3 separate regions of the Mus musculus genome follow, and all the other regions are linked to region 1. Evidence: chromatin loops called from intact Hi-C (ENCODE). Cell type or tissue: heart. All regions are shown on one strand.

The links. A loop is a pair of places that touch in the nucleus more often than their neighbours do. Peaks named below come from ENCODE experiments on the same cell type or tissue, not always from the same donor. Only the 100,000 strongest peaks of a DNase experiment are listed, where the experiment ranks them.
Region 2: it touches region 1 in a loop (1.8-fold over the local background); 2 of 42 quality-filtered maps call a loop at or near these places.
Region 3: it touches region 1 in a loop (2.2-fold over the local background); 2 of 42 quality-filtered maps call a loop at or near these places.

What each region holds. Positions count from the first base shown.
Region 1 is chr1:38,238,815-38,246,814 of GRCm38, reverse strand. All of the region lies in intron 10 of Aff3 (AF4/FMR2 family, member 3), which reads left to right. It overlaps Gm16150 (a long non-coding RNA gene), which reads right to left. Exons shown (of 4, transcript XR_865363.3): 1 at 6,848-8,000; 2 at 1,106-1,238; 3 at 693-746; 4 at 1-366. Among named protein-coding and RNA genes, the nearest start is that of Gm16150, 24 kb to the right of the region's middle. In heart, no CTCF peak of the experiment used is centred here; DNase peaks (open chromatin) are centred at 4,804, 5,354, 5,764, 6,054 and 1 weaker place; H3K27ac peaks cover 214 bases.
Region 2 is chr1:38,365,069-38,373,068 of GRCm38, reverse strand. All of the region lies in intron 5 of Aff3 (AF4/FMR2 family, member 3), which reads left to right. Among named protein-coding and RNA genes, the nearest start is that of Gm16150, 150 kb to the right of the region's middle. In heart, a CTCF peak has its summit at 4,026; no DNase peak of the experiment used is centred here.
Region 3 is chr1:38,317,746-38,325,745 of GRCm38, reverse strand. It overlaps Aff3 (AF4/FMR2 family, member 3), which reads left to right. Exons shown (of 22, transcript NM_001290814.1): 8 at 5,583-5,634. Among named protein-coding and RNA genes, the nearest start is that of Gm16150, 100 kb to the right of the region's middle. In heart, a CTCF peak has its summit at 6,935 (motif pointing left); a DNase peak (open chromatin) is centred at 3,705.

The sequences.
Region 1 (8,000 bases):
GGTCGCTACTGGCCGAGCCTATAGCCCCTGTTCTCTAGTTTGTCTCCAAAGGGTAGTGTTACTCTTTAGAAACTGTATCATTTTTTTTAAATCTTCAGAACAGTCCTGAGAGGTACGTGGAACCTTAAAACAAAACAAAACAAAACGATGAACAAACCAAACCATGGGTACATGTTGTGACTCAACCAGGGGCCACATGGAAGCAAGTGGCCTAGCTGTGATCAAACACAGGTCCAACTGTACACTCTGCCATCCTCTCAGTCGATACTGGCTTGGAAATGGTCAGAGACCTCCACCGTAGGCTTGGCCACCTTTCGCATCCTCGATCTTGCTGCTGTAGACATCTTTTTATCCCTGGGAGGTTGCCTGGCAGGGATAGGGAAGAAATTATTGGATGGCTAAATGAATGAATATATGACTGCATGCATGAATGAATGAATACATATATGAATGAATGAATGCACAAATGAGTGAATGAATGCATGGATTAATGAATGCATGAGTGCATGAATGAATGAATGAATACATGTATGAATGAATGCATGCATACATGAATGAATGAATGCCGAACCAAACCAGTGGTTTGTGGTTACAGAGGCAACTCTGGGCTTAAAGTAAAAAATGATTTTCTGAATCTAACTCCATGTCAGTGATAGAGTGCCTTGAAAAGAAGTTGATGCAGAGGGACTCACCATTGGGAGTTCAGGCAGGTACCAGCCTGCTTGAGAGTCAAGCGACATGATCAGCTATTACATGGATAAAACAAGAGAGACACTGAACAATTAATAATAGCAAAATCAGTCCAAGGGTAAGCAAGACAGTCTCAGTAAACTGCTCAATGCTTAAGTTAGAGTAGAGTAAGTTAAGAACCCAGGGACAGGGAGAAGATCCTGCAGTCTCATCAGAAAGTTTCTGGCACCAAGTGAGGTCAGGTGATGAGTGCAGCCCCACCCCCACAGCTGTAGCCCCATCCCCACTCTCATTGCAGTGATTTGTATCATGGCAAGACTTAAAATGTCCCCTTCTTGTCTACTAACGTATTTGGTGAACATTTACAGTTCTGAACCTGAACACTGGGTAAGGCACCATTCAAGGATCAACATACCAAGATCCATCATTTGTGGCTCCCACTCCCAAGGAGCCTGGCATTCGGCAAAGAGAGGATGGTCCGGTGTGTCAGCATGCACAGTGTTCCTCTTGGAACAGTTGTGTGTCAGCATCCTGAGGACCACAGCCATCTCAGCAAGGAAGAAAAGATTCAACATTAGGGCCATACAGAGGGGCTGCCGTCAATAGGATCCCACTTCCTTTCGTGTCCTAAAACTGCTGTCCCTAAAAATCCTACTGAGTGCACCTGGCTTTCTATTAATAGACTCGAGCAACTTCCCTCCACATCTCAGACCCCTGGGACAAACTCTCCGACCCCAGGGCTGATGCTTTCAGCCACTTCAGCAAGGAAAGCCCCCATCAAGCCGTGGGGGAATCGGTGACCTTGGTAGGGTATGTGGAGCAGTCAGAAAAGGGGACCCGATGGGCATTTTAGCTGTGACATGAAGGAAAACTTCATCAGTGCCCGTGACCAGGAGTGGAGCACAAGGACTATCTGTATGAACAGGGTCAGGCTTCAGGGTATCCAGAGAGTGGCTCTGCCCTGTGGGGAGGGAGGGACTAGAAGCAGCTCCACGGGGTCTGAGACACAGAGCAGCACTTTCTTCAACTGCTCTGTCTCCCAAAGGAAGATGTCTTCTTCTACTAATCTTTATTTATTTACTTATTTACTGTTTACATCTTAAACGCTGATCTAGCCTTTTTCTCTCCTAAAACACCAAAGCCAGGATCCTAGATGAGGTCTGCTTGTACCTCTGAGGGGGACCTGGCCTCAGCTTGTGTCTCTACCACCCTCTCACTTCAGCTATCTGGAAGGCTCCTCTGGGTCATTTACTGAAGCTCTTCCCAGAGTAAGGTAATCCTCATTATTTGAAAACCACTGTGTGGGGCCATGTACAGAGCCATAAATGCTAAGTCTCTCTGGTCTATAACAGGGTCCTGTGATATCCATCCATCAGTACTCACAAAGGGAGACCCTCCACCCGCCCTTCTAGATGGAAGCCACATAATTGTCCCTCACGGCCCTCGGGTGGCTATTAGCCCAGTCAGCTGCATTAACACGACATTAACAAGAGGCTAGTGCACAGGCTAGAGAGTCTAGAACTCTGCTTTAACATTCCCCCCAACCCAGTACTAATTTCCACAATAAAATGAAATGGCTCCAGAGAAACCATTGAGTCCTATCAGGTAAATAATACACAGTTTAAAAGGTCCCAGGCATGTATTCACACAACAGAAGAGAGCCAAGGAAGAAGTTAGTCTTCTGAGTAAATAAATAACGGATTGTATAAAGCCACTAATTGCCCTTTACGGTGGTTTAGTGGGTTTGAGAATGCTTGAGAATTAATACAGACTTGCCACCAGATGTCTGTCCAGGGAGGGGTTAGCAAGGAGGGTCCTCTGGGTGAAAGTGCTTTAACGCTTTTAGTTAATGTCCACAATTGCTGAGAGCCCCAGCTCATGGGTGACGTAACTTTGTCTTCTTTAAAGAGAATAATGTGGTGATGACGTCCATGCGGCAGCATGACTGCACTTGATACCACTGAGCAGATGTGTGGAGAATGGTTAAAATAGGTATTATGGACCTTACATAATAGTAATTTAAAAAATCTATAGCTTAACAAAGAAAATGAACAGTTCTGTAGATACAGCCTGAGATCCCTAATCCAAAAATTCTCAGTTGCAAAATGCTCCAAGAGCCAGAACTTCTGGAGCACCAGTTTAACACCAGAACTTCTGGAGCACCGGTTTAACACCACAAGTGGAAGATTGTTTATTAGGAAACCTGGTCTGTGCGTGGCTAAAACATCATCTCAAGTTACCTTCAGAATATGTGTGTAAGGTATATGAGAAACAATTGGTTTTACTGTATTGGGTACACACCACACACACACACACACACACACACACATATACACCACAGACTCTGAAAAGGAACTGAGTCAGAAAGCATTGTCGAGTTGGGAATTTGGGGAAAGCGTTGGTGCTCCAAGAGTTTTGACCAACGTGGCCTTTTCTCCTCCATAGGGCAGGCGATCGGTGTCCTCTCCTGGGTTTGAGGTTCCAAGGTTCCCACCAAAGCACTGTGTACCTCATTCTCAGATAGAGTTAGAAGTGACCCCAGCCTTCTGCACTGGGGATAGAGCAGAGCCAACCCCTCTCCTACTCCCCCAGCCACTGTGACTGTGAAGTAACACAACCAATTGTCACCCTTGTTCAGGTGCATCACTGTGCTCTGAGGACTGTGCAAAGGGAGCAGAGGGAGCCAGGTCCTCACGCCTCAGTGCCAGGGCAGTTAGACCACACTACTCATTTCTACACATTGTCATCCGACACTGCGTCCTCTTCCTATCAAATACATCCTCAGACATTTGCTAAGTTTAAATCCCAGTCCTATACATTATTTTTTGCTTAGTCTTTGTCACTTGGTCAGCATATCCTGTGCCTTTTAACACCCTTGGGGTTGTCCCTTCTAAACCAAGGCTAGTGGATGTTCTGTATGTCTAATGTTTGTAGCCTATTTATTTCTTATTTAACTTGACACAAAACAGTACATGTGGCACTTCAGTGCAAAAGCTGGGGCGGGGGGAAGCTATTGTGTGATTAGCATGTTTTCTGTGTCACAGCTATCTAATGAAAAATAGAGACTTTTTACAATTATATATTTCTGAAAGAGACTTTTGCCTGTACCTTGTTGACAAACTGCTTTGATTACAGACTTACTGTCCCGCCGAGAACGAGTTACTAATTGGTAGTTACTGGGCCAGTTATTTTAGAATGTTTAAACTGACCACTAGTGAGTATGGCAACATACAGTTGCTGCCTGCCTTGAACTTCGGCCTGTGCTATCAGTCTCAGTGACCTTGCTCTGGGAAATTGAGATAAAACCAAAAGAGACCACAGAGTAACATATTATATGGGGGTGTGGGTTCACGTGTGTGTGGAGGCCAGGGGACAACCTCATGAGCTGTCTACCTCTTGTTTAGCGATGAGAATCTCTCACCAGCCTGGGATTCTGTTTGTCTTGGCTGACTGCCCAGCCTCTGGGTTGATTCCCCTGCCTCCCCGGTGCTGAGATAAGAGCTACTCCTGACTTTTTTTGCATGGGTGCTGGGATTTGAATTCACACCTTGAGGCTTACCTGGCAAGCACTTGACCAACTCAGCTATCTTCCCAACTCACCAATTATATATCTAACAAGAAAAGCTTTTTAAATGTTACATCCTAAGTGCACAGGTGGTTTTCTGAACCTGCTGGGGCCACAGCAAGCCAGTTAGAGAAACATCTGGAACGGTATGTTAGCCATTTGATAGTCTGAGGTCATTGGTTTGCATTTGTGTCTTGTTCAAAACTCAAACTACCTAGCTCTTTATAACGGGAGTTTATTTATTTAAATCATGGCCCAGTGCCTTTGGCTTGATTTTGTTTTACATCTCCAAGCCCACAGAGTCTTCTTCTCTGGCTTTACTGGCCTGGCACACAGGACCTTCTCCAGAACTGTCCTTTGGCCAAGTGTCTCTCTGAACTTGAAAATCACACAGCCATGAGACCTGACTGTCCAGCCAGCTGCTACTCTGAACTCAGGGCCTGCCCCTGTCCAAGTCCTCCCCTCCCAAGGACCTGCTCTTTTTCATCCTTTGCTGAGACAGCCTTGGCCGAGCGCTGGCTGTTTGCACTAGCTAGCTAGCCTTTGATGACTGTGATTTGGAGCCACTACAGTGCCCTGCTGCCAGGGAAGGTTAATGTGCTCCCGATGGCTGGGACAGCCTGACCTTTCTCACTTTGCCCAGCTCCCTGCCCTGTGCTGGTTCTTAGGCCAGTGTCTGGCAGCCACATCATGTCCTCACCCTGGCAAGCAACATACAGTCTCTGGGCAGCATATGTCCCTTCAGGATACACCACGCAGAGTATATTCCAGATGTTTTAGAACAACCATCTGATCTACCAAATTCCAAGTACATTTCTCGGCCTTGCCCCTTGGACTCACTACAATTATTCTGTCTTCTTTTGCATAGTATTCTGCTCTTTATCCCTCTCATCGTGAGAGAGGGAATCAATCCAGTGTGACTGTGCTCACTGTAGTCAGTTCAGCTAAAACGTTGAAACAGGCTTGCTTAACCAAGGCCATGGCCCCTGTTAAATATCACAGGCCAGGTCAGCCTGCTTGCTGGCCCTGGTGTAGCAAATCAAATAGTGCTTTCTGAAGACCTGCCTGGGCTGAGTCGGAGACCCTGCCGCTCCCCAACACTGCCTCTTCTTGGCTTTGTTCCCCCTGTTCACAGCCAGGGAGTCAGCGAGCCACTTGAGGTCACAGCTCTTCATCTTTCAATGGAGACAAGTCTCCCCTGTTCAGCTTGCCTGATCCTAGACCTAAGAGGAGCCAAGGCAAATAACACCACTCCATGAGCACTGCAAATTGAGGTGTTAGTCACTGGAGAGAGCATACGAAGGAGCGCCAGGTTTTCTTTGAGTCACTGTCCTAGCTATTTTATGTAATTGTGAAAGGACACGAGTTCCTGTGTGCAAGAAAAGATGGGCACAAAGCACATTGTTAACTCTCCCTCTCTGGATGGTAGGTTACCTCTGACCTCCTGGGGGGCCATACTGGCTGAATGTCTCAGGGCCTATGCGTGGGCACCTTCCTGTCACCATGCCATGTCATCAACAGACAGCCTTCTGCGGCATGCATTAGTGTCCAAATCTTGCATATGGGAAACTGAAGCTTCAAATTGTTGAGTCACTTGCCACCCAAAGTTAATGGACACAGAAAGGGGTGGTGCCTACTGGGTCCACAGTTTGCAGGGGATATGTGGCCCTGGACTGGGAAGGTCTGCCTCACCACAGGCTGGTTGCCCGGGGTTCGGGTTCCTCTCCACCCTACTTAATCTCTTAAAACAATGCATATTTCAGCTCTCCTTGAATCACACACAACACATGCCTGGGTGCTTCACACGGGGACGAGGGCTGCTCCATTCTCTGCCCCAGAAGATATAGTCAGCTGGAGATTTATGTGGTACAACGTGCCTCTCCTAGCCTTGTTACATCCAAGCAAGCAGGTGCAGGAATGTCAGCTATCTTCCCATGCTCTAAGCTTAAAGTAGAAGATGACGAAGCATTTGAAAGGGGAATTGGTTGGACTCAGACAGATTTAGATAGGGGAGGAAGAAGATGCAAGCCAGTACTGTTTCCTAAGATTTCTATTCCTTGGAGAATTTTCTTCTTCCAGCTGGCTGGAGACCTAGGATCTATTCACTGGTACTCTGAAAGGAAAGAAATTGTATTCAAATATACATCATGTTTTCTAAATGTGCACACACCCATGTATCATTGCTTTGGAGACCAGCCATGCCAACTTTCTTGCCCTAGCAAAATGAGGCGAAGCTTCAGAGTGGTGGAAACCCCATAGCTCCTTGGATATCTCAGGTCAGTAATAAGAGCTCAGCCAACATTGTTTCCTAGGTCCCTTTCAAGCCTTGGCTCTGTCATAGGCCCATTTTGTGATTTAGCCACAGAACTATTCATTCTTTCATACGTAGCCACACACACACACACACACACACACACACACACACACACACCGTATTCCTTCAGCCTGGAATGCTTTCCCTTCCCTGACTCCATCCTGCCACTTCCTCCAACCTACTTGGAAACCTTCCCAAGCTTCAGCTTAGATACCCTTCCCATAGTCAGCCCTCCTTTTTTGGCCATCCATCCACACTTGTCCTTCGGTGGTACTCACCCCTGTGAGATCAAGCAGCTTTCCACAGGTGACAAGTTTCAGGAAATACACGTCAAATCTGGGCACATCCGGCACAGCCTGATGTGTAGCCTGGATACTGATGACTGACTTGATTTCTCGGTGGCTTTTCCCGCCCTGGCAGAGGGGAAGGTCGCAACTCCCTCTGTCCACCTTGCAACAGTGTGTCAGACATTGCGAGAGATTATTGGAGGGGGAAGAGAGCTTTGTCAGAGGGAAGAGTAGCAACTCCCTCTGTCCACCTTGCAACAGTGTTGCAGACATTGGGAGAGATTATTGTGCGTGCGTGCGTGCGTGCCTGCGTGCGTGCCTGCGTGCGTGCCTGCGTAGGGGTGAGCTTTGTAAAGCTAAAGCTGACCAAAACTTGTTTCCTAGTAACAGGGCCGCTACCTAGCAGCACCACCTAAACAGCTTAGTCTTAACTGGCGATAAAAGGCAGAGTCGAGCACCTGCTCCTCCTCTGCTCTTAATTCTTTACCTCCAAGCTAGGAGCAACCTAACTATAAGTAATTAGAGAAGGTTCAAAGTAGCAGTCATAGTAAATAGCGTCGTGGAAAAGAAGTCACTAAACTGGCTATTTCCATCCAGAATTCTCTTAATTACATGAAGCTCCAGCTCATTTAAGCCCCACCTCCAGGGAGACTTTAATCTTCCAACTGAAGCCATATTGGTTACCTGGAGACTGTCCAGCATGTTTTCCTTACTTAAAGGTAGCAGCAGTCAAGGAGATCAGGAGCTGGCAAATGATAGACAAGAACTGGACCTGGATCCCTCCGGAGACTGTGGTGTGTGTGTCTCATGAAGCTCAGCACCCTTGGCTTCTGTGGTTCTGAAAGATGTAGTAGCCACATGTAACTCCGTGCACCCAGACTCATGCCTCTGCTCTCGTGTAAGTTTAAGACGGCATCTCCTCTGCTGGGTAAACCAGTGTGAGATGACACAGCATGAGGAGTGCTTGGTTTTTCAAAACGTGCACCAACTGTTGGCAAGGCTGTAGAGAAATCGGAGCCCTCGTGCCTTGACTGTGACATTCCCAGTGGTACGACTGCTGAAGTATGATGACTTCTCAAGTTTAAAAACAAACAACAAAAAAAAAAAAAAAAAAAAAAAAAAAAAAACTGTCCTCTAGTACTGT
Region 2 (8,000 bases), 130 kb before region 1:
GAAGTCGCTGGGTTTAGTTATCAGACCACAGTCCGTTCAGACTCATGATCCTGTGAAGGGAAATGAACTGCCTGACTCCCGACAGTCGCCTGAGATGACTCTGGGCTGTGGTACGCAGGGACAGGTCCAAGCAGAACCTTGAAGTTGGTCTGGGTTGAAAAGAAATAGAGCAAGAGTTTGGAAAGACCTAGGTAGCTGGGATTGACAACAGGAGACAAAATGACAGTGTTCACAGGAAGAGCCAAAAAGTCTACATGGTATGTGTGTGGTGGGGATGGGGGTGGGGGTCCTTCTATCTGTCTGAGTGCTAATCCTTGCATGCAAAATGTAAAATTCCATAGGCCCTAGAAGTAAAATATTACCATGAAGCCACGAGCTAAGTAATTCCCAGTACTAAAATACAGCAGAGGTACATTTAAATTTTCACAGGCTGTAATGGAAAGACCTCATTAAAAACCTACAGCAGACTTGCAAAGGAGCTAAAACACCCAAGAGTCAAGGGATTGGTTCCACCCTAACAAACTGAAGTATAAGGTATAAGTTAACAACTGGATATGTATATATGAGGATGACATAATCAGAACATTACCTTTTATGCTACAGAAATTCATCAAAAAATGTAAAAAGAGCACCCTACTCTACAAGTAAACTAATTTTCCCAACTTCATCAATACCTAAAGAAAAAAGGGGTTTACCAGCCTAGCACCCATGGTATTAGTAAGTGGGCAACCCGAATGCTGACAGACAAGAAGACCAAGCCTGTGACCCATCACAAAAAGAGAACTGGCCAATGAGAAGATAAACAGAAATGGAAGAAAAAAAATGATGGGCTAAAGCTTCACCGTGGGCTAGAGTATTCTCCTCCATATAAAAGGTTAGATGCACAGAGCAGTGAAGGCCATTAAATTTCTACAAAGCAGATCTTTAGAGCTAAGAAAATACCTAATTTGACATTCTAAATGTACTCTATGGGTGCACTAATGCACTGCCATTCCTTAGTACCATTGGGCTAGGAGGGGATGGGAGGGTTCGAAGACTGAAAAAATACAGTTCAGCAAAACAAAAGCAAGAAGCAAGATGACCAAAATGCAATTAATATGAGTTAAAAATTGTAAATTGCAAATACCACTGATAGGAAAATCTAGAGAAAAGCAGGTTTGGTTGTTGTTGTTTTTGTTGCTGTTGTTGTTGGATATGATACAAACAGTGGTATAGTGGGCTGTATGTTTGAAGTAGGAAAGAAAACCCTAGACATCTAAACCCATCAAAAACAGCTTTCAAAAATAAATGCAAATTAGTTCATCTACAAATAACAAGAAAATTCATTGAAACAAATGGAACAAAATAAATAAGAATTGTCGTACATTAGTCGGGGCGAATGGAAACTGTGTCTCCATAAAATGAACATTCTGGAAATGGTGAATGTTATTTTTCCTAGTTTTAATTTTATTTTAAATAACCGATAGCCTAGAGCAAAAAGAGAGGAAGCCACGGCTGAGGGGAGAGAACTGAAGTCACGAGAGTTCTAAAGCTGTCCGCACACAGGTTTGTGCTTCTACTTAGGGCACACAGAATGTGCGAAGTCACCATAGGGACACCCAGGGAAATCAGCAGGACAGCAGATCAGCCAGAAACCTAGAAAATGTATAGGAAAGAGCGATCAGGCTGACCCTAAAAAGAAGACAGAGAACTCGGAGAAAAAAATGTAAACCAATATCAAAGAAGTAAGCTTACATTCTATCATTTTATAATTACTTTAAAGAAAAGCTTATCTAGGCACTACTTAAAAGTTTAAGGTTATTAAAGTGGCTATAACAATTCAGAGGCAGACAGTATGCTGCCTATATGCTTTGAAAATAAATCAAGGTTTCCAAAGCAAAAGACTTAAAACTTCATGCACATGCTAATCTAAAGAAAACGAGGATGGAAGGCGTTGTCTTTATAATTGAATCCAAGACAAATATTGTCAGGAATTTGGAGGAAAAGTTTAAAATAATAAGAATTGTGTAACCAGTCATTGGAATTATGTAACAACCTTTATAAACCTTTCATAAAATAAAGGAACCTTTTATGACATGGTATAAACTGTAGAAATAGCAAGAGAAACAACCTGGCAGTTTTAGTTGGAGATTTCAGTATTCTTTTCTCATCGTTGACAGAAAAAAAAAAATTTTTAGTAGGATCACAGAAGACCTTAAATCTCAAGCAAAGGAGTTGACATGATGAGCCCTGCACCCAGTAGCAGCAGGTTAGTGGCTTCATTGAGCGACCTTAGCACATCCCATTGGGCAGTTCAGCACTCAGTGGTTTTTGTCAAGTATGCATGGCACAATTGGTAAACTAGACTGTTTGGTGTTCACAACACACCTCCCTACATTAGAAGGTTCTGAAGAACAGAAAAATATGTTCTCTGGTCAAAATGATATTAACTCGGAAACAAAAAGGAAAGAGATGACTGGGAAACTCCCAGTGTTGGAAGGTTCAGTCCCATGATTCTGCATAATTCAAAAAAGAAACCAGAGAAATTGAAGTGTATGCAGGGCTTGCTGACAGCATGCCTGTCACATTCAGTTCACACAAGTGTGTGGAAAGTATAGACACAAGGTTCAGAACAGGAAAGGAGAAACCTTCGAAAGACGAACTTCATCAACAGGTTCGCTGTCTTAGGCTCCGGCACCACAGATGAGTTTCGAAGGCCGATCCCAGATGTTAGCTGTCTAAGTTCAAGCAAGATATAATCTTTGGGCCCTGCTTCCTTGGTGTGTGAAAATGTTTTTGAGGTTCATCTGTGTTGCTCATATCTTGGTCCATCCTTTTTAATGTTAAGAAGGATCCCATTGAATGTGTCTACCAATAATAGGCTTCTCCATTATTTGTTTGTCAAAGGATAGTCTGAGTTTTCACTTTCAGGCTTTGTAAATCTGCTGTTGTGTGCAAATCTTCGCATAGTTGTATGTTTTCATTTATCTACGCTAAACAGAACTGCTGGCTCATGTGTCTATCAAGGAGTCAGCCTTGACGCTATTAACATTTTGAGTTTAGGTAATTTCCTGCTGCAGGGACAATTCCAGGGACTGTAAGATTGTGGCAGCACCTTTGACCTTTACCCACTAAGACGGCAAATAGTATCTCTTTAGCTGTGACTAGTAAAATGTTTCCCAGAGTTGAGACAGTTTGTCAAATTCAGTAGCTACTTAATGGATATCATTGCTTAAGTTACAAAAGCGAACAGTGCTCTTTAGGAGAGTCACCACAGATGTGTCTATGAACCCCTTCACTGGGTAAAGGGAATTCAGATCTCATCCATCCAGAGGTTCTGTGTCTTTCATTCAAAACTTCAAAGCACTGCTCCTATGTGGTTTGGGTAGTGTAAGGTAGCCTTGTTAGCAAATTGTTGCAAATTGATTGCAGTCGTAACAGTAGTTACCACATAGTTCTCCACCAGGTTGTAAAACTTCTTGAGGCCCTGCCTTTACCATACAAGCTTCAAGACTCTGGTGTTGCTGTAAAACTCCCTCCCTTTTCTGTGCTGTGTACACGTTTTCAGATGAGAAACATCAACTTGCAGTATTTCGAGGGCAGTTGGTAAATGCTTGAGTAGTCATTTTGATGGAAGAATTTATCACAGGCGGGAGAGGTCTGCACGGGAGCGTGTGGGTTTTCTGATGAGCAATCACTTTGCATTTATTTTTGCAGGAGCCGCCATCCACGGTCTAATTTAGGTATCATCACTAGAGTCCATGCCTGTGTAATTTTGGCTGGCTCTACATCGCCTTCATTGTTGGAAGTAGTTGACAGATTCTGTAATGTGCTTTAAAATGCAGAGAGCATCATTTTGTAGCTCTCAGCTAATTTGCCTCTGCTATGGTTGTTTCCTTTTCCAGCAGGCCTTGAGAAAGTATGGGAAAGATTCTGTTAGCAGTGGGACATGTCCTGCAAGCAGTGTCCCTCCTCATACAGTGAAGGCTTCCCCTGACACACCCTGCCCATGCTCACTATCACTTTCTCCTCATGCCAGATAGGTGGCACTCGTGCAGGCTAACACACGAGATAGTTTGAGATTGGCCTGGTCCTGGTTCTGAGAGAGGTTAGCCATTTTGTTCTGATGATATTTGCTTGCTTTTTACAGTCTGTAGAAATGCAGACATTACCAGTCACCTAATTGGCAACAACTTCTTACAGAAGTTATGGCAAGCCTTTTAAAGGAAGGACATTTTATAAATGTAATCTAGTCTTGTTCTGTCTTCTAATTACAGAAAATCTGGGATGGGTCCAGGAGGAAGCTTAGAGATAGGGAGTGAATTCAGGGGCTGGCAGGAGCAGAGCTGGTCCATAACTAAGCAAACAGGCTGCCTCACCTCCCACTGAACTCCAGGGTTATTTCTCTTCTGCCAAAACAGCCTCCACCCAACTTTGAAACCCAGCCTAATGGTGTCTAGAGAGAACTGTGTAGTCTTCCTCTGCAGGTTGCACATCCCAGAGAATTGCTAAATGATTTGTTTCTGCAACAGAGATGTGTGGCCTGTCTGTGGACAGCAAGAGCAAGCGGGAGCTGAGTGTGCAAAACATGTTGCCTTGAAGCCCTGGGAGCCAAGGAGCAAAGCCACAAGGTTTTCCCTGCAGACAGAGCAGAATACTTCCTTCCCACAGCATGTTCAGATGCACGTTGGTGTCAGTGCCTTGTGAGGGAGGATGGCTGTCTGCACGGGGCAGCCTTGGGAGAACCCCACATCACCTTTCCCTTGTCCTTTACCTCTGTCCTTCAGCCTAGTGCTGACCGGACTCTGATGTAAGGGTTGAGTTTGCAAGCATTTTGCTAATCATGACCCAACAAAGCACTTCTGGCTTCGGTCAGAGTGAGTGGGGTGTGAGCCAGCACCCGGCCATGGCCTCTCCTTGCCATCTGTGATTTAGAGCAAAATCTTTGAGAGAAGTGTAACTGCCTGAATTACTGCTCTTTTATATGTTTTTAAATGAGAATGGAAAGGCCAAGGGCCCTTTTTTCCTCATTTAATACTATTAAATCATCATTAAATCTTGAACTGAACACTGCTGATTTTAATGATGCCCTCAAGTACCCATCCTGGTGCTTGACTGTGTTAATATTGTTGTATATATGGATACAATAAATAATGCCTAGCTAAGATGGTATGAGGAGCATGGCTGTGTGTATCAATAAAAGCAGTCGTACTAACGAGACCAAGTGTCAGGAACAGATGGCGTGGCGGGAACCCGGCCATTGCGGTGCGAGTTCGACAGAGTTCCATGGCAGGTTGAGTCCCACCCTAAAACCAGCCTGAATCCTCTAAATATTTTATAGCAAATTGGAATGGAAGGATTAATTCGAGGTTCTGGTTTATTTTTTCATTATCTGGCTTTGGCTTTATAGCACTGCGTCATAAAGCAGCTCGGTGTCTATTCCGTTGAGTGGCTACATGCCCCTGGCATCTGGGCAGCCATGGTTATCGGCTGGCTGATTCCCCACTACAGCAATCTGCTGAACAAAGACAAAGGATGTGGGAAATGCTGGTCTGAAAACCCTGTTGTTGCTTTAAAGTTGGCCTGTTACTCTAGCTGAGTTCTCAGGACTCTCTCCGTAGCTTTAGGACTTTGTCAACCTATAATTGAAGTAATCACAATCATGTAGGCCACCATTTTCATGAGGAGTATCTTCAAAACTTTGCCTAATAGCTTCAAACCCTAGATATCCTGGTTTTGTCTTAATGATACATACCTAAGATAAAATTGGGTTCATAAATTAGGCATGGCAAGGGATTAACCATATTGATGATGAAATAGAGCAATTATACTATAATAAAACTTCTGAAGAACTTAGGAATCATTTGTCTTTAGAATTCTCTATTGATAGATTCAGATTGCAGTTGACCATGGATCACCAAAGTCAAGGGCAAAGGGTGGGTGGGGCCTGCAGAACAGTGAATTGCTGCACTGGTGTGTGTGTGTGTGTGTGTGTGTGTGTGTGTGTGTGTGTGTGTTAGGATTGACATCTCATGGGACCAGCCATCTCATGAATCATATCCAATCTGCAGTATATGGTAGCATTTCAGGAGAACGCCATTACTGCCTCTCTATTATCGCTCTATTATCTGTCCTCATTTACATGTGAGGAAACAGAGCCTTGGACAGGAGATAACTTTTCCAAGGCACTGAGCAAAACTGACAGAAATGATTCCAAACACTCCGGGTGAGTTAAGGAGTTTGAGTCCCACCCGTGCCTTGGCACAGACATCAGTGCTGTGCACAGAGTGTGCAAAGCTGAGGTAGAAATCCCTGAGGAAATCCGTGGGAGGTTGGTCAGAGACTATGCAAATGGGGTGCCTTGTTCCAAAACCTCAGTTCTTCATAGATAACTGGAAAGCTTACATAGATCCCGTCCCCAGGAATTGCTGGAGCTCATGGGAAGACTTGGAAGCCTCCTGAGGTTTTCCCATGGATTCAGGAGAACAAGAGCGAGCAGGAAAGCCTTTCATCCCACTCTGCTTTGTGTGACTTTTAAAGATCTGCTGGAACATGGAAGAGAATTAAAAATATCCCCCATTTTATTGCCGCCCTGGGCCCTCTGATAAGATTCCATTGTAAAAGCAAAGAGGGAAAGGAGAGAGTAAGGCTGGATCTTCCGTGTTTAGGAATTTTAACCTTGACAGCTAATTTTTTAGAGGTTTGGAGATAGTGTTTGGGCCAGAGCTATCTACATAAATCTTACCTTGATGGTGTGTTTCAAATTTAGGGTTGGTCATTTAGTTTGAATGTAGTACCAGCATATCCATGTGAAATCTCACTGCGACTCCACAAATGTAATTCCCCACACAGGCTTCCTATTACGCAGTCTCCTGTAGATTAGAAAAAGGCATGAAATAGCCCCAAGCTGACAAAAAGCAAGAAAGTCAATACAGGGCCTTCAGCCTCCTGAGCTCACCCTGATCCTGCCTTTTCCGTGGCTCTGGATGCTACAGTGCTTTCCTGGACTTCATCCATATGATAAAGTGTGACTTACAAGTTGGGCACCGTATGCCCTTAACAACCTTGGCTGCCATGGTAAAGGCAGGTCCATAAAGGAGAATAAGATACTTAAACCTAAGCAGAGACCACTGTGCATAAACACTCAAGATACGGCCCAGGAGACTACATTTCATATTGTCTTAATAAGTAACTGCGAGGCTAAATTGAGGAATGAAGAATGAAAGAAAGAAAGAAAGAAAGAAAGAAAGAAAGAAAGAAAGAAAGAAAGAAAGAAAGAGGGAGGGAGGGAGGGAGGGAGGGAGGGAGGGAGGGAGGGAGGGAGGGAAGGAAGGAAGGAAGGAAGGAAGGAAGAAAGAAAGAAAGAAAGAAAGAAAGAAAGAAAGAAAGAAAGAAAGAAAACAGCAATAACAAATTTGCAAAGAAGAAAACACAGATTTCTTGTCACATTTTTACAAATGTGTAAACTCTGGTACCTTCGATAAGAAGGGCAGCCTGAAGAACCTGGGCTAGGTTTTAGGACCGTTATATCTGTCTTATGTTTCTTACTCTCCATCCCCAACAAAAAGTGGCTAAGAGCATTGAAGCCCACATTATTCAACAAAAGAAAATTGTTCCTGTGTTAAAATCTTTTTGGTTTTGTTTGTTTGTTTGTTTGTTTGTTTCGAGACAGGGTTTCTCTGTGTAGCCCTGGCTGTCCTGGAACTCACTCTGTAGACCAGGCTGGCCTCGAACTCAGAAATCCGCCTGCCTTTGCCTCCCATATTCAGTGATAAAGGAGCACACAACGCTTCCTTTGCCTAAGGGTCACCCTTTGCTCTGGTTTCTTTATGGATCCCATGGAGAGGAAGTCCCAGGTCTGGGCTAAGCATCTCGGTTCAGTGCTATGATTTCTGCAGGCCCTGTGGATGCTCCTCCAAACTCAGAGCGTGCGTGAGTTTGACAGAGATTTTTTTTTATTCAGAAATAGACACACAGATCCCAAGACCCGGTGAATGTTCCACGGTGACCTTGGGTGCCGG
Region 3 (8,000 bases), 79 kb before region 1:
GAAAAGTGTTCATTAGGGTGCAAATCCCCGAACTTATTTCCCGGAGCGGTGCGATCATCAATATATTGATAGAACACTGAAAACCCCACAGATGGATGATTAGAATTAATTAAGAAGTTTTAACAAACTATTGAGAAACATTACAGGTGACCTAGCATCAGGGATGGGCATTTGAAGGTACAGGTTAGCATTCTTTACACATTGAACTGTAGATTCGGTACAGTGCCCATCAAGTTTCAAACTTCCGCATATATGGAAGTCTGCAAGCTGGGCCTCGAATTTATAGAGCAAAAGATGAGTGTGGTAAGACTTTACAGGCAGAACGAAGTTTGAACCTTGTTGTATCAGTATTGAAAGCAAAGCTTCATAATGAAAGTAGCCAGGGAAGGTGGGTGACGGACCATGAGTCCATGGGAACTGGAGTCCCACTGAGGCTAATACTGTAGGTCAGAAGCTCACAGAACACCTCTGTAGCAAGAGGCTATGCACATCCTGGTGGCCGATTATAAGAAGCCTGCTCTTGAGCGTCAACAGCAAGACTCAGAGGACCATGGAACTGCAGTACAGTTCCATTCGTATAAAGTGAGAAACCGCAATGACCAGGGAATGTGTCCCTGGTGGTCTATCTATCCAGAAAGGAGCAGGAAGGTTGAACTAGAATCTTCTTTCTAGCTACTTGACAGCAGGTCAGGAAAGAGGATTGAACCCACTGGAGGCCCTCTGGAGGATCTAGACCATTCGTTACTGTTTGTTTCCCACCTGGAAGGTGTTTCCATAGTTCATTTTAATTTTTAAAAACTTTTTACTGTTCCCAAATCATTTACCTATGCATTTTATGTGCATTAATTCACATAAATTAAATAAAGTAAATTCACATACTGTTTAGCAATCTTTTAGGAAGATTGGCCTGGCCTTTACTTGAGCATAACTGACCCATGGAGCAGTGGAATGAAAGAGTGACAAGCATTTGGCACAAATTCGCAAGCGTTGACCTCCTTCTGCATGGGTCAGCCCTCACTGCCCTGTTCGTTATTATCTAATACTCATATTAGACTCTAAGTGCTCATGATTGCTTTGTAATTTCTCTAATTGACCTATAAGCAAATCCAATAATTCCTTAATTTGTATTAACAACGGTGGTTTGTTAATGATTATGATTGAACAGAATATGACTATTTTAAATTTTAACAGCGTAAAAGGAGAGATCTAGCTGCTTAGAGCTGAGAAAGAAAGGGAGGGAGGAAAGGAGCCGTGAGTGAGCCTCCTCAATGTGCTTTGTATAAAAACAGAAGCTGAGGAGCTGCGGAGGGGGCTCAGCCGTAAGAACACTTGCTTGTTCCCAGCACCCACGCAGCAGCTAACAACTGTCCTTATCCACTTCCAAGAGAGCTGATGCACTTTTCCCTAGAGCCACCTCACTCCTTTGATGCACAGATGTGCAAGCAGGCAAAACATTCACACACATGAAATAAAAACACAGAATTATTCTTAAAAGAAGCAGATTAGTCAAGAAGTAGAAGATTATGTTCTGTCTTTTCTTTGGAGGAGATAAATCTTTGACTTTGTTTTTAATGTGAGAAATTAAAGATTAAATATACTTACAGTCATGAATACATACACGAAATGCTAAAAGTAAAGACTGAATTAGGGAAAATTACGGAGGGAGAGTTTATTACATGAATGGGAGTAGATGTTATCTAAGGCAGATACATTGTTTAGAGTAGTAATTGCAGGGTAACAAGTAACAGAAGCGGGTGAAGTCACTGCTGCTTGCCCAAATGCACTTGAACTACACGTGACTACAATTGTGGGAAGTGTCACAGGATGGCTGAGTCTTCTTTTGAGAGAAATCTCAGCATACTGCGTGTCTATTGGGGTGGGGGTGCGAACCTTTTCCAGTATTTTAGTAATTTTGGTAACATTTCAGTTAAAAAATTCAAAACCAAGGCACAGTTTATCACAGTCTTGCTAGATGCCGCTCACCCGCTGGCATTTGCTGTATATTGTGCTTTTTCATTATTTTTAAACTTTTCATACAGTGTGTTTTGAGCGTTTTCATCCTGCCCCACCCCCAGTCCTCTCAGACCTTCCCTTCCTCCCTCTCCAGCCGACTACATGTCCAAAATAAAAAGCTAAGACATCAAACCAGAACAACAACAGGGCATAGAAAGCCATGGACTCCACGGGTCGATTTGGTTCCCTTTCCAAACTCTTCTTTGTCAGGAAGGTTGTTCCCATGAAACCCAGCAGGGCACTCGCTATCTCGAAAGGAATGGGAATCAGATTATTTTTTATCTTTACCTCTACCAGGCAGAATACCAGGCACACAGGAGCCCTCAGTGTGTGTAATCACTTATAAAGGAAGCTTTATCATGTTTTAAATGACCCGCTGGGTGATCGATCTGTTTCATGCCTCAACTCTACCCATCTCTATAGTGACTGTACCTTAAAAGTTCTAAGCTGCACTCGGCCCATTTACTTCCATTTTAGTGACTGCATCAGAAGGCATTTGTGACACTGAAAACGTGTATCATACATACATAATATATGATAGGTGGGTGGATCAGTGGAGAAGGAAGGAAGATATATAGAAATGATAGAGAAATAATCTATAGATAACAGATTATAGATAGTAGATTCATAGATAATATCTATAAGTAATAGATACATAGAGATTATCTATAGACATAGATAATCTGTAGATAATAGACTATCTATGTGTATAGATAATCTAGATAATAGAGAGATTATAGTTAATAGATGCATAGATTATAGATAATAGGTAGGTAGATAGATGATAGATGGATGGATGGATAGATAGATAGATAGATAGATAGATAGATAGATGACTCAGTGAATAAAAGTGTTTCTTACCAAGCCTGGTGACCTGTATTCAGTGCCTGAGATCTACCATACAACCGAGATGATAGGAGAGAACCAACTCCCAGAGATTGTCCTCAGACATACTTGCTATGGTATGCATGCCTCACCCTCATGGGGCACACACACACACACACACACACACACACACACACGTGATAGATAGATTAATATCTTTATATACATTTGCATATATCCGGATGCATTTTCACAGATATCTGCACGATGCTTTCTGTGACTCATTTCCCTCTTTCCTCTCTGAAATTCTATTCCCCTGTGCAAAATGACCGACCTGTACATCTTCTGCCTTACTTTTTAATGAGCAATGCAGATTCCCCCCCAAAGAGAGTGGTGGCATCCAAGAGCTAATGTAAGGTGACTCCCATGAGTCCTTTCTGTGGGGCACAAGCAGCCACCTGCAAACTCCTGATCCTGAGGCTTTCTGACTGCCCTTTGTCGCTTTCCCTGGAGGCCTGGTTGAAGCGGTGATGATTCTCAGTAGCTCGTGCCCTGAACATTTCAAATTGACTTCAGAAATTGCATCACCTAAATTCTCAAAGACGTTGGGGGTTTAATTTGCTTGATGCTCCCTCTCCCCCCCCCCCCCAAAAAAAAAAGACAAGAAAAAGAAAAATGAAAAGAAACTGCAATTCCTGTCTCAATCTGGGCCTTGCTTCTCCCCAGAAAGTGCCAGTCCCTTTGGCACCGAGGTTGCCGAGAACACCCACTATCGGACTTCTCCTGTGCATGTCCCATTTGGCCCCATGTTATCTCTCCTATTCGTCCAAACCTCTTCTGTTTGCCCTGTTGCCACAACATAAATGCTGCTAAGAGCAGAGATAATGAGCTGCGGCTTTGTGCCCATGCTGAAGCCAGTCCACAACACCTCCAGTCCCTGGACCCCATGTGCAATCCAACCTGGATCCTCTCAGCCTGGCTCCTTGGCAGGATTATTGGTCAAGGTAAAACATTCACGGAGATGCCCGATCGAGGTCTTTCTTTATCTTCTAATGATTCCCTGTTTTCTGACTGGAACAGTTGGGAATGTTTACTGTCTAGTACTGCTGATCCTGTCTGATATCCTCCACTGTGATGGTGCCTCAGTGTTACTGTTGGCAGCTGTTCCCTGGGAACAGTAACCCATTTCTCTAAACTTGGGGGAGGGAGGAGAGTCCATGTATATAAGCATTAAACCTTTAATTCTATCTTACATAACACAGGTGCCACGGTTGTATTTTGGGATTTTGGCAGGAATGGTGGTGGTTCTGGGAATAGGAATCTGGAAAGGGCTAAATTAGGTTGTTTTCCAGCATACAGGCCCCTTGACCAGTCCTTACATGTCTCCTAAATGAGCATACCACAGTTCCGCCCAGAAGATGCAATGTAATGTAAAACTCGGTGTGTTAGAGCAAGCCAGTCTGTCGTGTTTGCTTTTATCTGAACATGTTTCACCTGGGTTGGGCACCAACTAGTCACGTAGGTATTGTGGCTTTTTTTTTCCTTCTTAATGAATGGGATTTGGACTGAGTGGCTGGCTGCCTCTTCTGAGTGTTCTAGCACAATATAGACACCACAGTTAAATCTGAGCTTTGTGTATATAACTTGTCTTTTCTTCCTCAAAATTGTTTAATCTCCTTCAAGCAGCTACAGAGTAGGCTTTTGAGCTCAGTTTGGACAGATAAGTTCATTGTGTATTCCAGAAGGTTGTTCCCAAAGCGATATGACCACAAGCCAGGGTGGATAGAAGACAAGTGATATCACCGTCCAGTGTTTGGGTAGAAGGGGCTAAGCAGAAGCAAAGGATGCTGGGAGGTGTTAGGCCTACCATGAATGTAAGGAAGCTTAGCTGCTGCCACTGGCTTATCTCCTGCACCTCAACCCTTCCTGTTGGGTTGGCGCTGTAGAGCCCTCTGTAGCAATACCATAGCATGAGCAGCCCTTCCCTTCCATTGCCAGAAAACCAGAAGAGCTCCTTACAAAATGAGGGTGCACATTTCAAACTGCCCGTTGGTCCAGGATTAAGTATTACCTTATGCCTGTTTGAAAAGAATCTGGACTGCTTCCAAACTCCTAAAACTAAATCCAATAGCCACGTCGCATAGAAATGTTCATTCACTTGCCTCTCCGATGGTCAGAAGGGATTTCTGGTTTATATCGTGTTCTGCTTTTATTGGGAGCCCCAAAACCTGCTGCCAGAGTTGTCCAGGGGATAAAATTCTTAAACATCTCATGACAATGGCATCACGGTTTTGTGAAATTCTCTCCAGGTTCTAATTCAGCCTGACCCCGTTTGGCTCGTGTTAGCAGAAGGGATCAAAGTTGAGCATGCCTTGGATGTGCAGCGCTAATGAGTTCATTTCCTTCAACTTTCTGTAAAACATAGTGGAGAGAAACTGATTCCATTGTAAGATATTCATCTTCTGGCACGGTCTGCACTCCATGTCTCTGCTTGTTTGCAAATAGCTCCTTGGTACCTTCTCAGGGCCCCGTGCCTGGGCAATTGTATTGCCAAAGCGAAACCGTTTTTTTTTTTTTTTTTTTTTTTTTCACATTCGGTTCTCAAACAATAAAAGATGTTTAAAAGCCTCCTGCTGCACACTTTGAAAGCTTGTTAATAGGAGCATAGAAGTATGTTTAGTCTTACATCTTAAAAACTCTGAAACTGATGTTGGTGTTTTTTGTTTTTTTTTTGTTTTTTTAAGAGAAAGCTGATGCGGAGCCAGGGAGTCCAGACAATGGCGCATCGAACACTTCGTAAGTGTCTTTCCAGTTCCTCTCTGAGATGACTGTTCTTTAATATGCCTTATAAAATGAAACAGTGCAAGTATCGTGTAATAGTGGTAATCAGAGTGGAAAGGAGGCCCACAGATCTCTCTTTTCATGATAATGCCTTTTTAAATGCTTTCGGGTACAGACGCATTTTGAGGTTTTTCCTGCTTTAGCATAGAAAAGGGATCTTGCAAATGCAAATGTTCCTCTTTATAAAGTAGAAATATAATTAGACTAGAGAGTGCTGGGGAGAATGGAGATGAGCCCTTTAAAATTTGGCTGGAGACTTTTAACACTGACATAAGATTTGCAGAACTTTTCACATGTGCTTGGGGGACATTCTGTCCTGCATGCCACATACTGTGAAGTGCCCAAGTCCCTTAAAAAGCCTGCCTGCCATCCGCAGTCCCACCTCCGAAATATGTGACAAACCCAACTATAAATATCACCGAGATCCCAAGAGTTCATTGATGTCTTTAAGTAAAGCGTTTTTTAAAGATGAGAAAAGACACTTAGAAGGTACCTGTCCCTCCTTCTTACATTACAATCTTTTTTCCCTCAGACTTGAAAGAACATAAGTATGTTTTTAATGGTTAATATGATATCTAATTCAGGTACCAGAGCTCAGTCAGTTAAACACTTGCTGGGGCATGTGGTACAAGCGTATGCTTATTATCCCAACACTGGGAAGGCAGTGTTAGGCAGATCCGTGGGGCTCAGCAGCCAGCCATTCTAGCCTACTTGGTGAGTTCCAGGCCACTGAGTCCATGCCCAGTGTCAAATAATAATGTTATTAATTATTGTTATCATCATCATCATCATCTCATATACCAATGCTCAACACCACTGAAGCACAAACCAACACTGACTGTTTAATCATGATCTATCATAGGCTTCTGCATTAAAATGTTTAATTTTATTACTTTTGAAGACTGGAACATGTTTTATTATAGAAGTGACTTTGTGATTGTCTCTGTTTCTGGATCAGTGTTCTCAGTGGTACATGAAGTGTCCCTCATTTGCAGTCATAGTCTACAGTATCGTGTCATGTTCTTATTTTGTCCGAGATCTCTTTCCGTCTATAGAATGGCTCTGCCTTCCACAAAGTGGCTGGATGTTGTATCTCTATAGGTTGTGTTCCTCGGGATATCCCTTTAAAGTTCTGATGGCTTTCCTTGTGTTTTCTCAGAAATAATAAACATGACAGTCCTAAATGATTAAATGTTGCTAATTTTAAATTGTGCCTCAGAATATAATGGGGAAAGAGTTTTAATGCCATCTGGAGGCACTCTAAAGAACTGGAAAGGGTAGAGTCTCTGAAGAAGTTAGTCATTTTGCTTACCATTTGGACTAGATAAAAATGTATACAGCTAGAGGGTAAGCCGTTGGTAAGCTAGTTGTGTTTCAGTCATTCTTTGATAAGAGGATTGATTATTATGAAAGCAGCAGTCTTTGAAATGCCTAACAAATTTTCATCTGTCTCGTTTCACAGACAGATAAAAAGAGCATCGGAAATGTGTTGGGAAACCATCAGAATGTTGTACTTAACTTTACATATTTTAAAGTCTCACTCACCAGACACCAGCCTGACTCATGCAATTTGACGTGCTGCTAGTGATCCCCTCTTCCTTCCGTTATATTTCTATAACATCCACTCCCTGAAATGTTGGTTTCCGCTCCTTCCCCAGAGCCTTATTTCTTCTAATGTATAAAAATTAAGTAGGTTATGCAAGGCATTAAGTTTAAGCCCTCTGGTGGTATCAGTTCCTCGGTACCCCCTCTACCTTCCTCTGTCGTCTGTGTCATGGTTGCCACTCAAGTCACAGGAAACAGAGAGCTGGGTTTACAAGGCTCTCTTAAAAGAGGGGCACTGTGGGCCTGGAGTCTCTTGGAGCGCTTTCCTGACCTTCTGTTACACTCAGGCAAGAGGAACACTGTGGTGGGGAACTTAAGACTCCCGTGCCTTAGACATTTTTGTATGCAATATTATATAGGCCTATTCGTGTCTATGTATATACTTACTGTGCTTACATACACAAGCACATGCATACCCAATACACAAATATATGCATATATCCCTCATTTGAGTTTACAGGTATAAGCAGGGACACTCTCCCCACATGACACACTATGTATGAGAAATCTGAGGGTCAGAAAGGCTGTCGTATTTAAAGGTGAAGTCAAAACCTATCTTAGGAACGTATAGTCTTGAGACAAAGTCGGGTGTGAATTGGAAGGAAAATTTAAGACGTTGAACAACTTTTTGTTGGAGAGGCATGCCCATTATGGGCTACTGTTATAAAATATCACAGACTAGATGACTTAACCCAATAGAGAAATGCATTTCCCAC